Linked DNA regions of Mus musculus: region 2 is linked to region 1. A link is a loop called in an ENCODE intact Hi-C map of the cell type or tissue named here. Cell type or tissue: heart. All regions are shown on one strand. Each heading gives the region's core, and the rest is flanking DNA. Links, peaks and the distances in the headings are about the cores only.

Region 1 (5,378 bases), core at 277-5,276:
GCAGTCTAAAAAGTGGATCATCTTTCAGAACAACTAATCTGTTTTCTTTAGTTAGCATATTGAAAAATAGGGGGAAAAAGTGATTCTCAAGTTCTAGAAATAGAAGGGCTATACCCAGACCAAGGCGTGAATTTGGATTGAATCTAGCCCAAATCAGCTGTAGAAGACATTTTCAGTGCAGTTGAGAAGGTTTAGATTTCACTTGAGCATATGACAAGGATGTAATCCTTGATAAGGATTGCAAGAATCATTTCTACCCAGGCCAGCCTGGTTCCAAATCGCTAACACCTGTGTTGTTTTGGCTGGAACTTCCCACCCCAGCTTCCAGGGCCCTCTTTGCCTAGGCTTACAGGAGTTCAAAAGTGATAGGTGCTTGAAGAATTCTCTAGGGCAGCTCTGAAACAATAACGTCTATGGGTATGCTATTTCTCAGGGGGATACTTCAGAGATGCACATTCTACACCACTTTCTAGAGTTCTCCAGCACGATTGAATTTGAGCTACCCACAGTGGTAGCTGGTTTTCAGCACATGCCTGTTGGCTTCCATTCCTCCTTTGTCTCATCCCTCAATTTCTTTGTATTTCTTGTAGTCCCATCCCAAACAAACAATGTACACACATTGGAAGGTCATCTCAGATCTGCTTTTGGGATCATCCAAACCTTCCATGGAGCCCTCCTCTGTGCAAATTGTTCTTTTTCTCTTCACTTGAGAGCAAGATATAACACTAGAATGTCTTAGTGTCCTAAGTGGGTTTTTTGTTTTGTTTTGTTTTGTTTTTATTTTTTGAGACAGGGTTTCTCTGTATAGCCCTGGCTGTCCTGGAACTCACTTTGTAGACCAGGCTGGCCTCGAACTCAGAAATCCGCCTGCCTCTGCCTCCCAAGTGCTGGGATTAAAGGTGTGCACTACCACGTCCAGTTCAAGTGTCTTAGTTTTATGCTCATTCAACATTCCTTTCTTTCTCTTTACTCTGTACACTCGTTTTGATTTATTGGCATCCTGTTTACTATCCCATTCCTAAAGAAGGTTCTGTTGAACTTCTCTGATCCCAATCCTGTCAGTTTTAGGGTTCCCATACAGAAGTCTCTCATACCACTAGTCTTACCTCAAGAATTACTTTTGCTTGGCTTTGGCTTAGTTTTGTTACTATCTCCCTTGTGCTCCATGAGGTGTGGAAGAGAAAACACCAGTAGGCTTGTGAAACAACAAAATTATTTACTATTCTCACCAAATAAGCATAGTTGCTGAGTGATCGGGGCCACCAGAAGAGAACTCAGGAGCCTTGCTTCTTCTGGAGTCCTCAGCAGGGGCTAAAGCATCTGAGCCAAGTTACAGTTCAAATTTTCACCAACCGGAACTCTGCGATTAGGGACTTCTCCAGTGTTCCATCACTGTGAACTGACATTGAAGGCAAGTGTTTTTGCCCAACTAATCAACTTCATTTGTTTTGTTTTATTTCTGTTGTTAGGAATGGGCATTGAGTTTTGGGTAATGATTGGTGAACAGGTGGTATGTTTGGGGGAACTCTTGTTGCTTAGAAGAGGAGCTTAGGTAAAATGGACTCTTGGTCAGCTTAAGGTAAAATGGAGTCTGAAGTCAAAATGACAGTACTTAAGATAAGTTTCTTTTATCTGCTCCCAACAGTTTGGTATTTTGAGACAAGGTCGTACTTGTTATTTCTGGCTAGCCTCAAACTCACAGGCATATTCCTACTTAAGTCTCTAAAGTGTTGGAATTATGGAATGTTTTCAGCACACCCGGATCTCATCTCAAGTTATCTTTATCTCTGCTCCAGTTCAGCCACTGCCTTAGCCATGCTGTAAACCTCATCACCACCCAGAATTGCGGTACCTCTGAAACTCCCGACTCCATTCTTTATCCTTATAGTATGTGGTCCTACCTTTCATCTCTATTACTCTTTTGACATATATTCCTGGACCTGACTGTACTTGCCCTGCAAGCTTTGATCCTAATGCAGTCCCGTGACTTATCTTCTCTGCTGCTGAGGTCTAGAGTAAAGGATCGTCTGTGCTTGTAGATTGTTGATGCATTCTTTAACCTCAGATGATCTTGGCTCAGGCATGACACACAACATCCCCTCGATCTGTTCTGTGAGGACCTTAGCTCTATTCCTAGCCTTGGACTGTTAACCCTACTAGGACCCTCTCTACCGATTTATTATTTCCCAATTATCAAGAGGAGACTCATTCATATTTCAACAGATAACCATTACATGCCTATTATTAATTATAGTGGAAGGTAATAGTGTCAGGGACTATGCTAATACGACAGTAAGGAACATGGGGGCCCCTTCACATCATGGACTTGCAAATCTGAGATAAAGCTATTGAAGGAAACCAATGAAATGGTAAGAAGGAGCATTAGGTGGAATAGTAGGAAAATATCTTTGTTTATATATATATTTTTCTTTATTTACATTTCAAATGTTATACCCTTTCCTAGTTTCCCCTCCAAAAATACCCTATCCCCTCCTGCTCCCCCCCCCCCGCTCCCCAACCCACCCACTTCCACTTCCTGGCCCTGGCATTCCCCTATACTGGGTCATAGAATCTTCGCAAGACAAGGGCCTCTCTTCCCACTGATGACTGACTAGGCCATCCTCTGCTACATATGCAGCTAGAGCCATGAGTCCCACCATGTGTTTTCTTTTATTGGTGGTTTAGTCCCTGGGAGCTCTGGGGGTACTGGTTACTTCATATTGTTGTTCCTCCTATGGGGCTGCAAAACCCCTTCAGCTCCTTGGGTGCTTTCTCTAGCTCCTCCATTGGGGACCCTGTGCTCTGTCCAGTGGATGGCTGTGAGCATCCACTTCTGTATTTGTCAGGCAGTGGCAGAGCCTCTCAGGAGACAGCTATATCAGGCTCCTGTCAGCAAGCTCTTGTTGGCATTTACAATAGTGTCTGGGTTTGGTGGTTGTTTATGGGATGAATCCCCGGGAAATATCTTTGTAAAGAGGTAAGACTTATTAAAGATTCAAAGGCAGAACAGCACCCAAACAATTGAAAAATCCAGTGTAAGAGTAGTTTAGGCAGGCAAAATTACAAATGCAAGTTTTAAAGTGTGAAAAATGTGCCACACAGAGTGAACAGGAAAGGCCAATGTGGGTGTAACATAGTAAGTTGGAGGGATGAGAGCCGATGACGTAAGAATGGACCAAGGAGCATACAGACCCTGGGTCTAAATTATGTGCGCCTTTCTTTCTTAACTGATTACTGAGAAAGCACAAAAGGATGTTAAAATATATCTGTATACTGTGAGTGATCAGTGCCCATAGTGGCCAGTAGAGGGTGCCAGATCCTCTGTAACTGGAATTACAGATGGTTTGTGAGCTACCATTTGAGTGCTAGAAATTAAATCCAGATCCTTTACAGGAGCAATAAGTACTCTTAACCACTTAGCCATTTTTCTAGACCATGCACTAAGGCAATTAGACTGGGAAAATTGCAAAACACAGATCTCATTTTTAAGAGATCACTTTACTGTGATGTTTAATCTTCATTATCAACTGAATTTGGAATCACATAGGCAATCCACTTCTGAGTATGTTTTCTTTTTCTCATTTGAAGAAGTTTAACTAAGGAGGGGAGTCCTACCCTAAATGTTTTGATAGGTTCTCTCATTTGCCTGGAATTTTGCTGAGTGCATTGGCTGACCAGGACACAAGGATCTATGGGTCTGTGTCTCCCCAGTGCTGGGATTACAAGCAGATACCACTATGTCTACTTGTGTGGGTTCTGGGGATTGAACTCAAGCCCTAATTCATGTTTCTTTCCTTTTTCTTTTGTTTTCTTTTCTTTTTTTGAGACAAGATCTCACTCTGTAGCCATATCTGGCCTGGAACTCAGTTTATAGACCAGGCTGGCATTGAACTCGCAGAGACCTGGGTGCTCCTGCCTCCTGAGTACTGGGATTACAGATGTGCATCACCACAGCTGGCTCAGATCCTCATTCTTTCAGGGCAAGTTTTTACTGGATGAACTATAAGCCCCTAATCTTGTCTTGTAGGCATTATATTAGAGATGTCTGGTAAGTATCCAAGTGGCAAATTTAAATAAGCAAATAAGATTCAGACATGTGGCTATCCATTTCTGAATTCTTTTGGGGTCTTTTCTGGGAGCCATTGGTATAAATATGGTGCTGAAGGCCATAGAAATGGAGCAAATTTCTCAAGGAAGGATTTGAAAAAGGAGAAGTCTCGGGGTAGAGTATGAATAATTTGAGCCTTTAGATTCAAGTAGAAAACATTGAGAGAGAAAGCAGTAAAAGGATGACATTAACAAATCTATGCCAGGAACTGTTTTAAAGAACTACTTTTTAAAGGATTTTAAAGACCATCTATGTCAAATGCTGGTGAGAGGGCTATTACATTCAGGACAGAAGTGTGATAATTGGATTTGGCAACACAGAGGTCTATAGGGGATTGTGACAAGATCGTTTTTCAGCGAATTGATGGGTATGGAACCCAGCCTGGAGTTGGTTGGAGAGGTGAGGAGGAGGAGTTTGAATATATATAATTCTTTGGAGAATATTTGCTGTTAATGGGTGTTAAGATATGGTTTATTTGGCGATAGTAAATGCTAAAATCAGTCTGTGTGATAGTAAGGATTACTGGTAGAAAGTGTTAAGATGGAGAAGTAATAAAGTCATTATGAGAGAAAGAAAGAATGGTGTGGTAGATTTCTCTGTCTTGTCTCCCATAACAATGAAATTCCCAATTCCTAGTCAGCTTGCCATTTTCTATAACAAACATTATACCTCTTGCTACTAGCTGTGGCTTTATAACTGGCTCTGACTGGGAAGATGCACGCAGAAGCATCCTGTGCCTGCTCTTAGGAACCTCCTTTGAAAGATGATTGGCATGTGCACTTTGTCCTTTTTTTTGTTCCTTCTCCATCCTGCTGCCTGCATTTTGATCGCAATAATAAGAACTCTAGATACCATCTTGGACCTGGAAGACAAGGACAATGCACATGAGATGTGGTGAACTGAGAGGAGCCTGGCATCCTGAAGGCTTTTTAAATCTCGGGCATCATATCAACCTCAGACTTCCTCTTTCTTATATGTGAGGACTTAAGTGCTGTCGTTTTGTGCTCTATCATTTTGAATCACTGTTGATCTCAGATGAGCTCAATCCTAGCTGATTGGAATGACATCTGGAGAAGCAGTGGAAGCTGTTGACAGTGAATAATTCATCCAACATAGCTAACAGAAAGGCGAGGATAATGATAGAGAGAGGAATGTAAAGGTGGCAGTGGGTTGGAATTCTCAGGTCACTAAGTTCTCTTCCATGTGGTAGGAACTGAGTGCTTCATCTGAAGAGTGGAGATTGGTGCTTATCTTAATTACTTTTTTTCAT
Region 2 (5,378 bases), core at 308-5,307, 310 kb after region 1:
ATTTCAACATGCTCATTGGGGCTTGATGGTGCAGGCCTGTAACTAACTCCAGCTACTTGGAATATTGACAAGGATGAATACATGTTTAACCTTCTTGGGCTACAAAGTAATTTCAAGGCCAGTCCAGGAACCTCAATGAGAATCTATCACAAAATAAAGGATAAAAACTGAGCTGGAGAGAGAGACATAGTTTGGTGATGGAGGGACAAGACCCAATCCTAGACACGTGTACTCAAAACGCTCAGTATGGCAGAAACGAAAATCATAATGTGGCAACACCTCACTCTAGTTAAAAATGACAAAATGAGAAAGAAAACAATTGCCGGTGTGGATGTAGAGAAAAGGAAGCCTTTACGAACTGTTGTTGCGGGTGCAAATTAGTACATCCATTATGAAAAAAAAATGTATGGAGCTTCCTCAAAACATTTAAACATAGAATTACCTAGAACCAGACACAGAATTATCTAGAAATCCCCATTCAGTATACATATCCAAAGGAAATGGCATCACTATAGAAGAAGAGACATCTTCACTCATGTTAGTCACAATGGCTACAACTTACATTTTTACATTTAACTTAAATGTCTAATAACAGGGAAACTGGGAAGTGGTTGAGTAAGGCAGTCATCCGTAGAAGGTGGCCAGCAGCTTAAGTTGCTGGAAGGACTAAAGGCTGGTACTTTACCCATCAATAAGGCATCTATAGCTGGACGTTTTTGAAAAACGTTTTCGTTACAAACAGAAGATAAATGTAATGCTGGGCGTGGGGGCCCTCCCTGATGTCTGAGCATATGCTGAGGAAGGAAGATACAGAGCCAGAGGCCTGCCTGAGCTAGGTAATGAGTGTCTCAAAAACAAATCACTCAGTTGGGAAAGCGCTTGCTGTGCAAGGAAAAGGACCTAAGTTCAATCCCCAGACCTCGTGTTCTTAAAAAAAAAAAAAAAAAGGAAAAAGCCAGGGTTAGTGTCCTTTTGTAATCCTTACCACCACCACCACCACCGAGAGAGACGGAAATAAGCAGATTGCTGGCTGGCTAATCACCCCATGCTTACTTAGTGATTTCTAGGCTGTTGAAAGACCCTGTCTCAACAAACAAGATGATGACCTTTGGCTTCCATGTACAAATGGACACGTGAAAACCTCGCCACCCATAAGAACACATATACACCTGCGTGCGCGCGCGCACACACACACAGAAAAAGGAGTCTGGAGAAGTGGCCCAGTTGGTAAAACATTTGCCATACAAGTCTGAGAACCCCAGTTCAGATCCCCAGCACCCACATAAAAATGACTGCAACCCCAGTGCTCACAGGGTTGGGAGTAGTGATAATGGTGGTAGGGGTGCTTGCGTAGTGTGCCCTTCCAGGACCTGGGTTTGCTGTCAACACTACATGATGACTCCACAGCACAGGTAAATGTAGACTCACAGCAGGCATGCCCTTTAAAAGTGGAATATAGGGGCAGGGAAATGGCTCAGGGATGAAGGTGCTTGTCACAAGACCTGAGAACCCCAAACTTACAGAAGGTGGAAGGTGAGAACTTAACTCCCTCAAATTGTGTGCTGATCGCCACACGTGCACACAGACACACAATCACACAAAATAAGCAAGCGCAATAATTTTAAAGACTGTTGAAAAAGCATGGCTGTGTGAGTTTGGAACCGCAGTCCCAGAGACACCAGGCCTTCAAATGTCAGTGGTGTGCAAACGATGCGCCCCCAAGAGCACAAACACACAAAGCTGCATATTACTTTATGCGCATCCTATAACATAACCAACCCCCTATTTGCAGCGAGTAAATTCAGTTTCTCCTACTATAAAGTCTCCCTGCCGGTTTGAAGGATCGGTAGGCCGTTTGCCAATTGCATTCTAGAAAGTTCCTGGTGCTTCCATAAGCTTTCGAAGTAGCTAGTGGGAATAATTCCCCTTAGCTCCAGCCTATCTTCCCAGATAGCAAAACTGCAGTCCTTCGAAATTCAAAGACTTGTCTTATCCTGCCTGTTAGTCATGAAGCCTAAGTGGGACTCCAGAAATCCCATGCACGCTCTCCCTCCTCTTGCCACATTCCCGCCCCTCCCCACGCACCGCCATCCCCCCTCCCCTCGCGCTTTCCCGCTCGGCCGCCTGGCCTATGGCAAACGCCAAGAATTAATTAGGGGCGGGGATGGAGGAGCGTCTGTCAGGAGATCGCCATATTTCTGTACGGCCCAGGGGCAGCCCTGGCAGTCGGTGGGTCAGGAGAGGTGCTGACAAGGCGGGGCGGGCAGACGCTGGGTTCCTCCGGCTTCACCCCTCCCGCTGGGGACAGGTGGCTGCAGCGCGCCCCGCCTCTGCCAGCTGCGAGTGGGAACGAGAGAGGGCCAGTCCGGGACGGCCACCGCCAGCTGCGAGTCGGGGGACAGCGCGATCTAGTGCGGGGACAGCCGGCCCAGGGGTCCGGCAGCAGCAAACCGGTATCCTGGCGGCCAAAAAAATGCTCCTGTACCGAGGGGCCCCTGCGGGCCCCGGAACGCCGGGAGGCGGACTGGCCCGGGCGGGCAGCGTCCCGCAGGCCTTCAGGATCCGCCTGAGCACGGTAGGTCCGGGGGCCCCCGAGGGGACGGACTCGCGCGAGCGCGCCCGGGTCCCAGGGCTGCGGGGGGCGCGCGGGGAGGGCTGGGCGAGCTGAGGCCTCACGCGGGACGGAACCTTCTCTCGCCCCCAGATGAGCCCCCGCTACCTCCAGAGCAACTCCAGCAGCCACACGCGACCCTTCAGTGCCATCGCGGAGCTGCTAGGTGAGTGACGAGGGCGGGCCGGGTGGCGGGTCGCAAGCCCGAGGCAGAGGTGCCAGCGTGGTGCGGTGGACGCAAGAGGAATGCACGAGGCGCGTGGGGCGGGTCCTCTCGGGACGGGCTGGGGGAGCTCGGCCACCGTGATCTCTTAGGGAGGGGGACAGGGAGGGTAGGGTGGGGTGGGATGGGGTAGGGTGAGGTGGGGTGGGGTGGGGTAGGGGGGCGACGGGACTAGATCGTGCCTGGAAAGCCGAGGAAGCGAGGTGTGTACTAAGAGTTTGGTAGGGTTCCCGCGCTGTTGTTCTGTCTGGATCGTGATGTTCCAGTCACTTTAGGATTCTTAGTTAATAATCAAAGAGCAATGCATAAAAATATCGGGCCCCGAAGCGACTGGATTTGACCAAGGCTGGCGACCGACAGAGGGCCCCAGGCTGGCAAAGGAACAGTGCAGAGGGCCCTGTAGAGTAGTTGGAAAGATCTGGAAATGACTTCTTTAACTTTAGAGACTTAAGTCTAGGAATGATGGGCCATCTCTTAGATGATGACACGAGTGCATTTGGCTCCCGGAGACTGCAGAGGGCTGGGTCCGTAGTCCACGAGCGCCCTCACACCGCTGGAATGAATACGGAGGCCTTAAGGACTTAACCTCTGGGTGCACCGGTGCTCGCTCAAAAAAAAAAAAAAAAGGAAAAAAATTCACTTGATTCCTTAGAGCTGAGTGCATCGCTTCTGCACTAATGTACTGTTCAAAAGGCAAAGATGAAAAGCAGTTCTGCGCAAAATGCAGCAGAGCAAGCACATTATAAATATTTCAAAAACTGAAAGAAGGAAGACAGATTTATATGGCTAGTTAGCACAGAACAAGACTCTTGAAAATGGTTTCAGAGCCACATGAATGAACCCCAGTGGGGACGTAAGCCACCACTGTGGCCATGCCAGGAGACTTGTTTTCCTAAAGATGTCGGTGAGCCACAGGAAGAGTCAGAAGAGTTATTTGGAAGGTGCTGGAGGATTCTGATGATTAGTTTGGCTATGAGCCCAAATGGTATAGAGTAGGTTGCTGATTGCTTTCTAGAAAGTTCAGGAGGAAAGTAACATTGATGATACAGCTTGAATTTCCAGACTGAGGTGACTCTATCGTTTAGGTTTTCCCCTATGGTTTTTTCTTTTTCTCCTTCCTTCCTTCCTTCCTTCCTTCCTTCCTTCCTTCCTTCCTTCCTCCCTTTTTTTTTCTTTTGAGATAGCGTCACATTATGTAGTCCAGTTGACCTGAAATTTGCTGTGCAGATCAGGCTGGCAGTCAGCACACAAAGATGTGCCTGTGTCTGCCTCCCAATGCTAGGATTATAGGCTCTTGCCACTGTACTCAGCTCACTGGATGGTATTTTTAAAGCATTAAATTAAAAAACATAGACCTGGGCTAATGTGTGTATATTATGTACATATATGTGTATACACAGATTTTCTTATAAAAAAAAAACCAAGTCACAAATATTAACAGGGAAAAGGAACATCAGAGTGTTTATTGATAATCCCAAACTTTCTTTTTTACTTTTTCTTCAAGTGTTTTCTCTACTTCCTCATGAATTTTTAGGAAATCACTCATTTGATAAACATTTATTAATCATCTACTATGCACAGGGTCACCAAGATAGGTAGAAAAATGGATATGACCAAGTTCTACTTTATTAACAGGTATGATGAAACATGTAAAAAGGTTTTATCATTTCTGTAGCAACCTAGTAGAAAAGGACGTGTGCAAAGAGAAGCACACACGTGCTGCAGGCGTACAGAAGAGGAGGGACTTAAGATTATCAGGACCAGAAGGGGGGTCAGAAAGACTTCGTAGAGGAGGGGACACTTGAGAAGAGATTTAAAGGGTTGGGACATGTGGATATGGTGAGTGTAGGGACATTCCACTCACAAGTAACAACTGGATGAGCAAAACCATGAAGAATATCCTCTAGGTCTTTGAATTTAATTAGAGCACTGAGTTCACAAATAGGAGACTGTACACCTTTAAAGAGTTTACAACAGGCTTTCGAAAATAACGTTGTAGCTTTAGCCTTGGAAGTGGGTGGCATTTTTTTTTCTCTTTCCAAGTTGAGTAAACAAAGGTCTGGGAAATTAGTGTACTTTTCTAAGGTTACATGTCTAGTAAGTGACACTTTGGGCTGCAAGCACAGGTCATTTTACTTCAAATTCCAAGTAGGAAATGAGGTTAGAAAGGTGAGCTGGAACCAGGATGTGACTGGGAGGCTTGGCATTTGACCTGTTAGCCTGACAAGGAGACGTCCTGATTAGATCTCTGCTTCAGGATGGTTGGTCTCACAGGAGTGTAGCTGGAGACGTGGATTTTAATGACTGGTTCTGAAGCAATTGCAGTAATACCAATGAGCAAGAGTAAACCTTGTGTACTAAGAAAAGGACCTTAAGAGTGGGAAGAGCAAGATACAACAGAGCCTGAGGGCATCTAGAGCAGAAGGACAGATGGATTAAAGATGACTTTTAAAAACGATTTCTTTTTTTATGAGTATGAGTGTTTCACCATGTATCTAAGTGTCCCACATGCATGAGTGCAGTGCCCATAGAGGCTAGAAGTAG

What was found. Peaks named below come from ENCODE experiments on the same cell type or tissue, not always from the same donor. Only the 100,000 strongest peaks of a DNase experiment are listed, where the experiment ranks them.
Region 2: it touches region 1 in a loop (4-fold over the local background); 3 of 42 quality-filtered maps call a loop at or near these places.

Annotation. Positions count from the first base shown.
Region 1 is chrX:140,181,119-140,186,496 of GRCm38, reverse strand. No RefSeq gene overlaps it. Among named protein-coding and RNA genes, the nearest start is that of Gm39537, 45 kb to the right of the region's middle. In heart, for the core only: a CTCF peak has its summit at 3,306 (motif pointing right); no DNase peak of the experiment used is centred there.
Region 2 is chrX:139,868,469-139,873,846 of GRCm38, reverse strand. Morc4 (microrchidia 4) reads left to right here and starts at 2,193. Exons shown (of 17, transcript NM_001193309.1): 1 at 2,193-2,575; 2 at 2,705-2,777. The coding sequence starts at 2,474. In heart, for the core only: a CTCF peak has its summit at 3,367; a DNase peak (open chromatin) is centred at 2,156; H3K4me3 peaks cover 1,768 bases; H3K27ac peaks cover 1,106 bases.